Regions from separate parts of the Homo sapiens genome. Here region 1 is linked to region 2. A link is a contact called in ENCODE Hi-C or POLR2A ChIA-PET data. All regions are on one chromosome and are shown on one strand. Each heading gives the region's core, a stretch centred on a gene start or an enhancer-like site at or near the end of the contact. The rest is flanking DNA. Distances are from core to core; before and after follow the strand shown.

What was found. A loop is a pair of places that touch in the nucleus more often than their neighbours do. ChIA-PET counts read pairs that join two places held with the same protein, here RNA polymerase II (POLR2A). Pooled maps may share reads with other maps.
Region 1: a map of endothelial cell of hepatic sinusoid shows a loop between it and region 2 (2.7-fold over the local background). The contact joins the promoter of MIR600HG here to the enhancer-like site in region 2. A Hi-C loop is called at or near these places in 2 of 168 maps with a recorded cell type or tissue (endothelial cell of hepatic sinusoid and psoas muscle) and 3 of 50 pooled maps. POLR2A ChIA-PET finds 5 or more read pairs at or near these places in 2 of 52 experiments (B cell and HEK293).

The regions. Positions count from the first base shown.
Region 1 is chr9:123,113,866-123,119,209 of GRCh38, forward strand. It overlaps MIR600HG (MIR600 host gene), which reads right to left and starts at 1,612. Exons shown (of 1, transcript NR_026677.1): 1 at 1-1,612. It also overlaps a transcript of STRBP not described here.
Region 2 is chr9:123,059,088-123,064,522 of GRCh38, forward strand. The region is part of intron 13 of RABGAP1 (RAB GTPase activating protein 1); the gene reads left to right. It also overlaps the pseudogene LOC100422501. Among named protein-coding and RNA genes, the nearest start is that of GPR21, 28 kb to the left of the region's middle. Within about 2 kb of position 3,803, at least 2 of the 41 ENCODE cell types and tissues checked have a DNase peak (open chromatin) inside an H3K27ac peak, as active enhancers do.

The sequences.
Region 1 (5,344 bases), core at 362-2,861, 53 kb after region 2:
ATCTATTTACGCACTGTCTCTGGCTGCTTTTGTGCTACAGTGGCAGAGCTGAGCAGTTGTGGCAGAGACCACATGGTCCATAAAGCCTGAAATGCTATCTGGCCCTTTACAGAAAGGATTTGTGGACACAGGGCTAAGGCAGCGCTTCCCATATATTTTCACATTTCACCTCTTTAGAGGTGAGATTTGTGTAGCCTGTTGATTAACAGTGAAGGCTGCTTGCAGCTAAGAGACACCTGGCCTTGGAGCTCTGGCCACCCAAAGGCTGACAGGATCCGTGTCCACAGCTGCCACCTGAGCCACAGTCCCCAGCAGAGCTGTAGGAAACAGGTGCAGAAACCCATGCTGGCCTTCAGCTCTCCCCGTCCATTTCAAAGCAAAAGTGGCAGCACTGGGACAGACACAAAACTGACACCCAAAACCAATCCTCCGGTCACCTCACAAGTTCATGGTCCTTTCCGTCCTTCAAGAACTTGGGAAAGAATGTCCACGTCTTCCCATGGGCTACAGACTGTGTTCCACAGATGCTGAATCCAACAAGCTCCAACCCTTGCTTAGGTTAAAAATGAACACAAATGGATTAACTTTTTGCCAAGCAAAAGGCCTCAGCATGAACAACCACCCGGTACCTGTGACTCCTGGCTGGAGAGCCCAGCCCGGCGGAAACTCAGAAAGGGTGAAGATGCTGATAGGTCACAAGCCCCTCCCCACTGCCAATGGAGATGCCAGAGTGCTCCAGCACAATGGAGTGTGGCCCACCAAAGCCCCATTTCCTAGCCCGGTGGAGATGGCCCTCGCTCCATTCTACCTCCTCTGTACCCTGTCAGTATCTTCCTCCATTCCCCTGCCTTCCCCCGTCCTGGTCAGAAACACCATTGTTCCCTCTATTGCCCACTGAGCAGTGGTCCAGGAGAAGTACTCCAGCAGGTCCCCCGCCCCCGGATGGGTGCTATTGTTCCTTGGCCCAGGGTTGGGGGCCATCATCTTCCCGTCCCTACCCAATCCGGCAGAGGAGCCTGGCCTGTGAGGAGATGCCATTCCTGCCTCTCCATCCCTCTGCTGCTGCGCTCCATCAGCCTCCCTCACGCCTCGCCTGGCCAATGGCAACAGCCTCTTGCTCATCAGCCTTGCCTCCTGACTCTGGTCCTTGGCTATCCAACTGTCCCAATCGACCCTCTGGAACTCACTATTGTGGACAATGGTCATCATTGAAGGACACACCACCCAGGGCCTTTTAAGAAGTGACTGCAGACTGTGTGTCCCACCTGCCACTTGACTCTGCTCATCCTCTCGGGTCCCACAGCAAGGCCCTTCACACTCCCCAAGTGGGCACACTCTCTCTGTGCATGCATGCCAGGCCCGCCTCTGACTCCCCTCCTGGGGATCCCGTCTGGCTCAGTGGGAAGCCTATCGCTCTTGGTAAATTACTCAGTAAGCACTTCTCTCCTGAGGCCTGGCTCCTCTCCTGCCCTCGGCGGGAGACCTGGGAACGGGCCTGCCAGCGCCCAGCCCAGGGCTGGCAAGGAGGATCCCTAGCAGGGAGGGGGAGACCCACTGAAGCCTTTCTCCCTGCACAGAGGAGGACTCTCATTCTGTTCAAATCCTCTGCACCTCTTTCTTCCCCTCCCTGTACTCTCCATCTGGGTCAATGATTTCACCTTCTACTCAGTTGTCTAAGCTGCAGATTCTGACATTTTCTCCAACTGCTCCTTCTCCCCCATCACAGAGCCTGGTAAGAAGCAGTAGGTGACAGTGAATGGTTTTTCTCAATAAATCTACGTGCCCAAGAAGGGAGACATGGTCTTGGCAGCATCACCAGTCAACATCAGAGTTCGTCCAAACTGACATTCCACAGCATTTCCTCTTTGCCGTCCACACAACCGGCTTCTTGCTTGAACATGCTGGTTACAGGGAGCTCATGTCGCACCTCAGCTGCTCTCTCAAGGCTGCGTCTGTCATCGCGGGAGGTGTATTTTAGCTCAAATTGCCCCACTGGCTTCCCATAATTGTCTTTCACCCTTTGGAACCACATACAACAAATAAATATAATCCCTTAAAAATACCTGGCAGGAGTGCCCACGTTCTCTCCAGGTCTCCTCTTCACCAGCCTTAACCTTCTGGTCCTTCCATCTCATTTCAAGGTGCTTTCAGCTTTCCTGAGTTCCCCAGGTGCCAATTTCCATAGGTTTTTTACCTCCCAGATGATGGCTACCATATTCCTTTAACGTAGCCTCTGCAGGAATGAGGGATTTTTAGAAAGCTGAGACTTCCGAGAAGTCTCATGATGGAAGAATCCAAGGGGATCCCAACACCAGATTGCTCTGGAAAATGTGTTACTGTGACGGTGATCCCATGGGTTAGAGCACATGTTTGAAGGCCGAGCCAGGAACGGAGGATGTGGCCAAAAACCAAAGTGTGGATGAGGCGGAACATAAAACACATACTTCCAACAGCACATCCCCTGTCCTCCTTCCCACCCCTGAGGAGCTCTCCAAGTAGCAATTACTGAATTTGCACTTTATTATAGGGTTCAGTTACAGTATAAAATGATGGTCTGTAGAAATTAACCCCAACTGTGTAGCTGGCAAAAAAGAAAACAAAACAAAAAAACAGGCTGCCTGGCCCAGGGCTGACCAGTTGGTCACCTTGCCCAGTAGCACACTAACAAAGGAACAGAAAAAGAACGAGCCCAGAAAGTCTGGATTTTAGGAGGCTAAGGAAGGATCAGGGAGATGTGGGTTGGTTTTTGCTTGGTTTCAAGGCGCACAGGGGATAGCCCAGAAGCCTACAGGAAAGGTGAGCCGAACACATCACAGAGAGAGAAGCCACTGCTGCCAAGTGGGCTTGGAAGACAGAACGGACATTGGTGCCTACTAGCGACGCAAACCACCTGCACACAGCATAGCCTCAGACGGGGTGAGCGCCGCCACTCACCGCACTATAATTTGGGGCAAGTCACCTTATCTAAGCATCTATTTCCTCATCTGTAAAAGGAGAAAATTTCTAATTCCAGTTGTGGTGAAATTCAAAACTAATTCCTCAGAAAGGGCTGCTGTTACCTCTAAAAACAGTCTTAAGAAATGTTATTTCTTCTGGTGGTTAAAAACTCATTAGGGGCCACAATGCTTTGCCACAAATAAGCAGTGTGGTTTGGAGAGATCTCTGGGCTCTACTCTCCCTGTCTGCAAGGTGGGAACAACGATCTATGCACTGCTGCTTCTCCAAGGGCCACCAGTACAGCAAGTCATGAAATGGCAAACGGGAAAGGGCCTGAGAGAGGACTGTGTTCTATGAATGCCAGGCGCTCATTCTCCCTGACACAGTCATGCTCTAGAACACGACAGCCTGGGATTCAAAGGTTCCTTTTTCCTGCTCCCCTCCAGGATTACAGCAGGGTGCACAGAAACATTGCCAAGTGCCCAGAAAGAGGATGACTTGGGGTGGATGAGGAATACTTTGTCCTGAAAAGGATCCCGCAGCCATCCCCGCACCCACCCACGCCTGAGCAGAGACCCAGCTGTCATTCATTAGCCCAGGAGCTGGTAAAGTGGTTACAGCAGCAGAAGAATCCAACACGCTCAACAGGGTGGTTCACAGGCAGCAATTTAGAGACCCCAAAGCCATCCAAGCAGGGCTTACCATACACGGGTCCAACTTGGAGGGAAGACAGCAAACTCCAGGCTGGCAGTCTGCCCTGAGGCCTACTCCAAGGGAAACTCCTGGCAATGACCACTGACCTCTGCAATCTGCCACCACCCATCTCTACTGAGTACTCGTCCAGGGACACCCCCTTGCACTTACACCTCAGACCTGGGCTGCTGCCCCTCTGTGCTCCTCTTCCTTGTACCCAATGAGCCAAAGCCTCACCAGCCTGCCTTCAGAGTCTGGCTTAAATTGTTGAAGACATCCTCATGACCTATCTCAGGCCAGGCAGAGAACATGCACTCGGAAAATATAAGCTAAGTGAAAACACATACCTCAGATTTCACTGAAATTCAAAGAAAAACAAGCTTTAGATAAAAATGCTTCCTCTGTGGATACAGATGCAATGCAGCCCTTCAGTCTGTCCTTCCAGTATGTTAAATCGTTCTTCACAACCAATTTAAATGAAAAGAGCCCTATTTTAGGCCAGGTTATCTGATCTGGAGTCACCTCAAGTCAGAGGGCCTAGCTACCAGCAGAGCCCATCCTGTCGGCCGCAGCCTTTTAATCCATAGCAGGATGGAATAGAAAAAGGCTTTAGAACAGAACTAGGTTCCATTAATGGTTCTAGCACTTAACCTGGAGCATCAGTTTCTTTTGTAAACTAAGGATACTACTATTGCCAGAAAGGTAGCTGGAGAATTCAGAAGAATGTCCAAGTGCCTGGCACACAAGATACAAATGTTGGCATCTCTCCTTCCCCTTCCCTTCCTACTCCTTCAGTCCACTGCTGCTCCAAATGACCTAAACTGAGGGCTGCTGTTCACCTCATTACTTGGGGCATTTAGCAGACACCTGCATGCAGACACCTTTTGTCCAGTGCTGAAACTGCCTGGGCAAACAGTGGCTATCTTCACTCTGCCCACCAGCAGGGTGGCACAGTTCATCTGCAGAAATGGCAAAGTTCTGCCAAGAGAGACCAAGACCCTCCTCAGAAGGAGTAAGTAATTAGAATGTTGACAACTGATCAGTCAAGGCAAAAAAGTCCTCCCTCAATGCTGGCTGAACAAGGCAAAGACTCCACCAAACAGCCTCCCCTGGGGGGAATGTACTAACTTTTGCAGGACATTAGCTAAACAAGTATTTCTTAGATTTAAGAAAAACCTCCTGACTACAAGCCAAATCTTATTTGCCTCCTTAAAGGTAACACTCAGTCCTTGTCTACGTAACGCAGTTTTTATAAACTTGGAGCATCTGAGGGCTCCAATCTATGTTCCCCACTTAGCTCACCTCTTACCAACAGCCAAGGATGCATCTGACCACCTTTCTGCAGAGGCTCCTGAAGTCTTTGTAGACACACAAAGGAATGGAAGATAAGACGTGCACCCTCTATTTAATCCAAAAGCATCAATTTCATCATGTACCCATTTTCCTCTTATCGAAAAAAAGCAACTTTCCAACTGTGTCCAGACAGTAAATGGATAGACAAAAAGAAAGACGAATAGATGGGCAGATATGTTTTCTCTAAGACTAATAGGCAGAAGGGAGGCCTCATATGGTGTTGAGTGCAGATTTTTCCCCCCAAAAGTATCAAAGCAAACTAGAAGAGACAAGCTATAGGAGTGCTTTTCACTGAAGCATCCTAGTCAACAGCCTTTTAAGCACACCAATCAGTTTCCTCCTTTCCTTTCTGTGCTTTAAA
Region 2 (5,435 bases), core at 2,553-5,052:
CTGTATACATAGTAATAATGACTCATAAAAGTTTATGACCAGCAAAATGATCTGATTGGTCCATGCATTTCAGAAAAATTAATCAGACACGGTTGTGCCAGTAGAAGTAAAGAGATAAAGGAAGATCAGTGTTATGGTCTGAATGTTTATGTCCCCCCAAAATTCATATGTTAAAACCTAACCATGGCTAGGCAAGGTGGCTCACACCTGTAATCCCAGCACTTTGGGAGGCCGAGGCGGGCGGATCACGAGGTCAGGAGATCGAGACCATCCTGACTAACACAGTGAAACCCCGTCTCTACTAAATAATTAAAAAAATTAGCCAGGCGTGGTGGCGGGCACCTGTAGTCCCAGCTACTCAGGAGGCTGAGGCAGGAGAATGGCGTGAACCCGGGAGGCGGAGGTTGCGGTGAGGCGAGATTGCGCCACTGCACTCCAGCCTGGGTGACAGAGCGATACTCCGTCTCAAAATAAATAAAAATTAAAAAACAAAAACAAAAAAAACTAATCACTAATGTGATGCTGTTAGGAGATGGGGCCTTTGGGAGGTGATTAGGTCATGAGGGCAAAGTCCTTATGCATGGGATTTGTGCTCTTATAAAGAAGAGACCTAGAGAGCTGCCCTGCCCCATATGAGAACACAGCAAGCACATGCCACCTATGAGCTGCAAAGCGACCCTTCACCAAACACTGAATTTTCCAGCATCTTGATCTTGGAATTTCCAGCCTCCCAGACTGTAAAAACAATTCCTGTTGTTTATAAGCCACCCAGTTTGTAATATTTTGTTAGAGTAGCCCAAAGCGACTAAGACAATCATTTAGGCTGTTATATTAGTCTTGGTAAGATGAAGCATGGGTCTGCCTTTGGGTGATGCACTAGAAGTGGAAAGGAAGAGACAGAATCCAGACTCTGCAGAAAGATCTCCAGATCAGTGATGATTCATGGTAGCTAGAATCAGAAACAAGGTGGTAAAACCTGCTGCCATTCACAAGAATAGAGAACTGTTGAGAAATGTTGGTGGAGGGAGGTGGGGAATGTGAGATTACAGTTTTTGTGAGTGTAGTATAATTTACATACAATAAACATACACCTTATGTGTTCATTTTGATGAGTTTTGACAATTTCTTATATTTGTGTAAACACCAAAGAAAATATAAACATTTCTGTCATCTCAGAAAGTTCCCTTATGCCCCTTTTCAGTTGATTTCCCTCCCACCCCCAGGTAACCATTTCGGTTTCTGTCACCATGGGCTTTTGCTCAACATAATGTTTTTGAGATTTATTTGTGTTGTTTCATGTATTAGAGGTTCATTTGTATTGCTGGGTAGTATTCCATTAGATGGATATACCATAATTTATCACTTTTTCTGTAGATGGACATTTGAGGTTTCTAGTTGGGCTATTACACATGAGGGTATTAGGAATGGAATTGCTGGGTCATGGTAGTTAGGTATATATTTAACTTTCTGGGAAACTGCCATGTTCTTTACCAAAGTGGTTATATCATTTACACACCCATTAGCAACCATTGAGAGTTCCAGTAATTTCATATTCTCACCAACATTTGGTATTTTTATTTTAGCCAGTCTCATGTGTGTCAGTTTGTGTTTATAATTTGTGAGCTGTATATACTGTTTATTTTGCTGCTTGAAATGTCAGGGACTATATACCACTACAATTACAGGGTTTTATTGAAACGTGTACTACACTGCATAGACAGGAATATACAGACTTTTGCAAAATGCAGCAAACATTTTTAACATTTGTTATTATGTGAAAAAAGTACAAAAGTGTTCAAAGAGATATACATTTCAAGTTGTAGCAGGTTGTGACAAAGTTTCTGAGGGCAAAGCATGTATAAAATTAATAACATGTTAGTATATTTAAAATCATAACAAAAATCTTCTCTCTGGTCATGCTGACCATAACAAATTACTGTGTTGTAGTATACTTATAACAAGGGTTAACAAACTACCACCTCAGGGCCAGGTTCAGTTTGCCTCTCACTTTTGTTTATTCATTTTTGTTGTTGTTGTTATTGTTGTATAAGACAGGCTCTCTCTCTTACTGCCCAGGCTGGAGCACAGTGGCACAGTCTTGGCTCACTGCAACCTCTACCTCCTGGGCTCAAGGGATCCTCTTGCTTCAGCCTCCCGAATAGCTAAGACAGGTGTATGCCAGCACGCCCGGCTAATTTTTGTATTTTTGTAGAGATGAGATTTTGCCATGTTGCCCAGGCTGGTCTCAATCTCCTGGGCTCAAGTGGTTTACTCGCCTCGGCCTCCCAAAGTGCTAGGATTACAGGCATGAGCTACTGCGCCTGGCATGCGCTTGCTTTTATAAATAAAGTTTTGTTAGGACACAGCAGTGCTTGTTTATTTACATATTGTCTATGGCTGCTCTACAAGGGAAGAGTTGAATAACTGCAGCACTGAATGGCTTGCAAAGCCAAAAATTTTTACCTGACCCTTTATAGAAGAAGTTTGCAAGATGGCAATAGTGCATAATCCTATTGCATTTTTGTTTTCTTCTGGAAATTAAGGGTGTTTTTCTTGGGATAAATGAATTAGCCAAAACACAAAACCAGTTGATCAAACAAAACAAAACAAAACAAAACAACCCACCTCTCTTATAACAGCAGTAATTTTCAGAACGTAACAACTGACAATACTTTTGCCATTCATTCCGTGTTCTTTTAAAGTCACCATCTGTGCACTGTTGCCGTAAGTACATTTATAAAAACTTGTCTGTTAAGCCATTATACTAACTACAGCCTCCTTAAGAGGATGTATTTGGTTGACTTGATCAGTTTGGCCACGAATAGTGTTACATGTGTTGCATTGGCAGGCTCTCTACATCAGTTACATTTATGTTTAACTCCTTAGAAATAAAAGGAATATGGCCGGGTGTGGTAGCTTACAGCTGTAATCCCAACACTTTGGGAGGTCAAGGCGTGCGCATCACCTGAGGTCAGTTGAAAACCAGCCTGACCAACGTGGAGAAAACCCGTCTCTACTAAAAATACAAAAATTAGCCAGGCGTGGTGGCACATGCCTGTAATCCCAGCTACTTGGGAGGCTGAGGCAGGAGAATCGCTTGAATCAGGGAGGCGGAGGTTGCGGTGAGCCAAGATTGCTCCATTGTACTCCAGCCTGGGCGACAAGAGCGAAACAAGAAAGAAAAGGAATATATATTGTTGTATAAAGCTTAATTTTGTAAGCACTTGCTTTGACTATTTTGAAAAGCTCTTTGCTTTTTTTCTCTTAGGGGATCATCCATAATGTTGCTGTGTTTTATTTTCAGAACCTTTTCAAATTTAATGTCATTCTGATAGGAACTTACTAAACTCATCATTATTAGAATTTCTGCATCACTTTTGCATGATGTGGCCTCCAGCAAGTCAAATGAATTTATTCCAAGTTCTTCAGCATATTTCCTTAAGGCCAAATATTTTAAGCAAATGATTCACATGGAACTCCTCAATTTATTATCATTCTTGAAGGCATCAAAAATTGAGTGTGAATTTTCAAAATGACCTTCTTTTAAGGGCATTTTGCCCCTTCATTCTCTGATAATTCCATGATTAATGGATATGGGATGGCAAATTGACAAGAACTGGCCCAGTTATAGAGAGTACTTTCAGTTTTTTGTTATTTTTTACGTCCTGTGTACAGTTGAATTTCTAAATCTCGTCTCCTCTCTCTCTCTTTTTTTTAATTGAGACAGGTCTCGCTGTGTCGCCCAGGCTGGAGTGCAGTGCCACGATGTTGGCTCACTATAGCCTCTGCTTCACTGGCTCAAGCGATTCTCATGCCTCAGCCTTCCAAGTAGCTGGGATTACAGGCACCTGCCACCATGCCTGGCTAATTTTTGTATTTGTAGTCAGAGACAGGGTTTCACCATGTTGCCAGGCTGGTCTCAAACTCCTGGCCTCAAGTGACCCACCTGTCTCAGCCTCTGAAAGTGCTGGGATTACAGGCATAAGCTACCATGCCCAGCCCAAATCTCATATCTCTAATAACTGTATCCTTTTTCAGGTTGTCATCTCCGTAATCAGTGTGATATGATTGATGTAACTGGTGTAAAATATTTTGAACGTTTCCATATTCCTCTCCATTCTCAATTTAATTTCCTAACCTTCGTAGTTGTCTTAAACCACAGTTTATCATTCTTAGCATTTTTTAGAGCTTCTGTTGTTGTTTTATAGAATTCCTAAATTCATCTGATTCTCTCTGGATTGTTTCCAGTTTTGGCTGTTAGGAATAAAGCTTCTGTAAACATTTGAGTTTAAGTCTTTTCATGCATTTATATGTTCAGTTCTCTTTGGTAAATACCTAGGAATGGAATCACTGGGTTGTATGGTAATTATGTGTTTACTATTGTAAGAAACCACCAAACTGTTTACAAAGTGTTTGTACCATTTTGCATTGTATAGGAGTTCCAGTTGTTTCTTATCCTTTGCCAACACTTCTTAATTTTAGCATTTTGTAGATATGTAGTGGAATCTCATTGTGGTTTTAATTTGCACTGCCCTGAGGGCTAGTAATGTTGACATCTTTTCAAGTGCTTATTTGCCATGTGTTATATCTTCCTTAATGAAACACCTCAATCATTTACACATTCCCACTTTAAAAAATTAATTGTCTTTCTCATTAATTTGGAGAGTTATATATTCTGGATACAACTCCAACTTTATTATCAGATATGTTTTGTAGGCATTGTGTCCTGGCCTGTGACTTACCTTTTCATATTTTAAACAGTTTTTTGAATAGTAAGATTTTTAAATTTTGATGAAGTGTCCAGCTTGTCGTTTATTTATAATTCATATCTCATAGCGACCCCTCTTCTAACTCTTCAGCTCTCTGTTCAGCATATTCCTCACTAGCACTCTACCCTACAATTCTAGCTACCTTGCCCGCCCCAAAATTTGTGTGCGTGCTCTCTCACTCGCTCTCACTCTCACTCTCGCTCACTTCGCTCGCTCTCTCATTTTCTCACTCTCGCTTGCTCTCCCTCTCTCTCCCACTTTCTCAACTTTTGAAGATACCTCCAACGCGGAGCTCTAATTCAGTCTGGAAGCTGCCACCATGTAATTAGCTGCTGTAGTCATAGATCTCCCTTGGATTTTTTCCTTTTGTTGAAGAGCACCACAGTCCTGAGCTGCCATTAACTGTTAAGACTATGTTAATAACTAGAAGTAACATATGCCACTAAAGCTCTTTGAAAAGCAATTTGGCGACATCCTTGAAGGTATAAATAGTTTACTGTTTAAGAAGGAGCATAGGCTTTAAAGTTAGTTCAGATCCCACAACTATAAAATATTCATGGCCTTCGGAACATGATTACCCAAAAGGCTAGAGAAATTATTGGACAAGAGAAGAACATCACTTGCATTTTTCATCTTAAAACAGAGGTATCATGTTCTTTGGTAGTA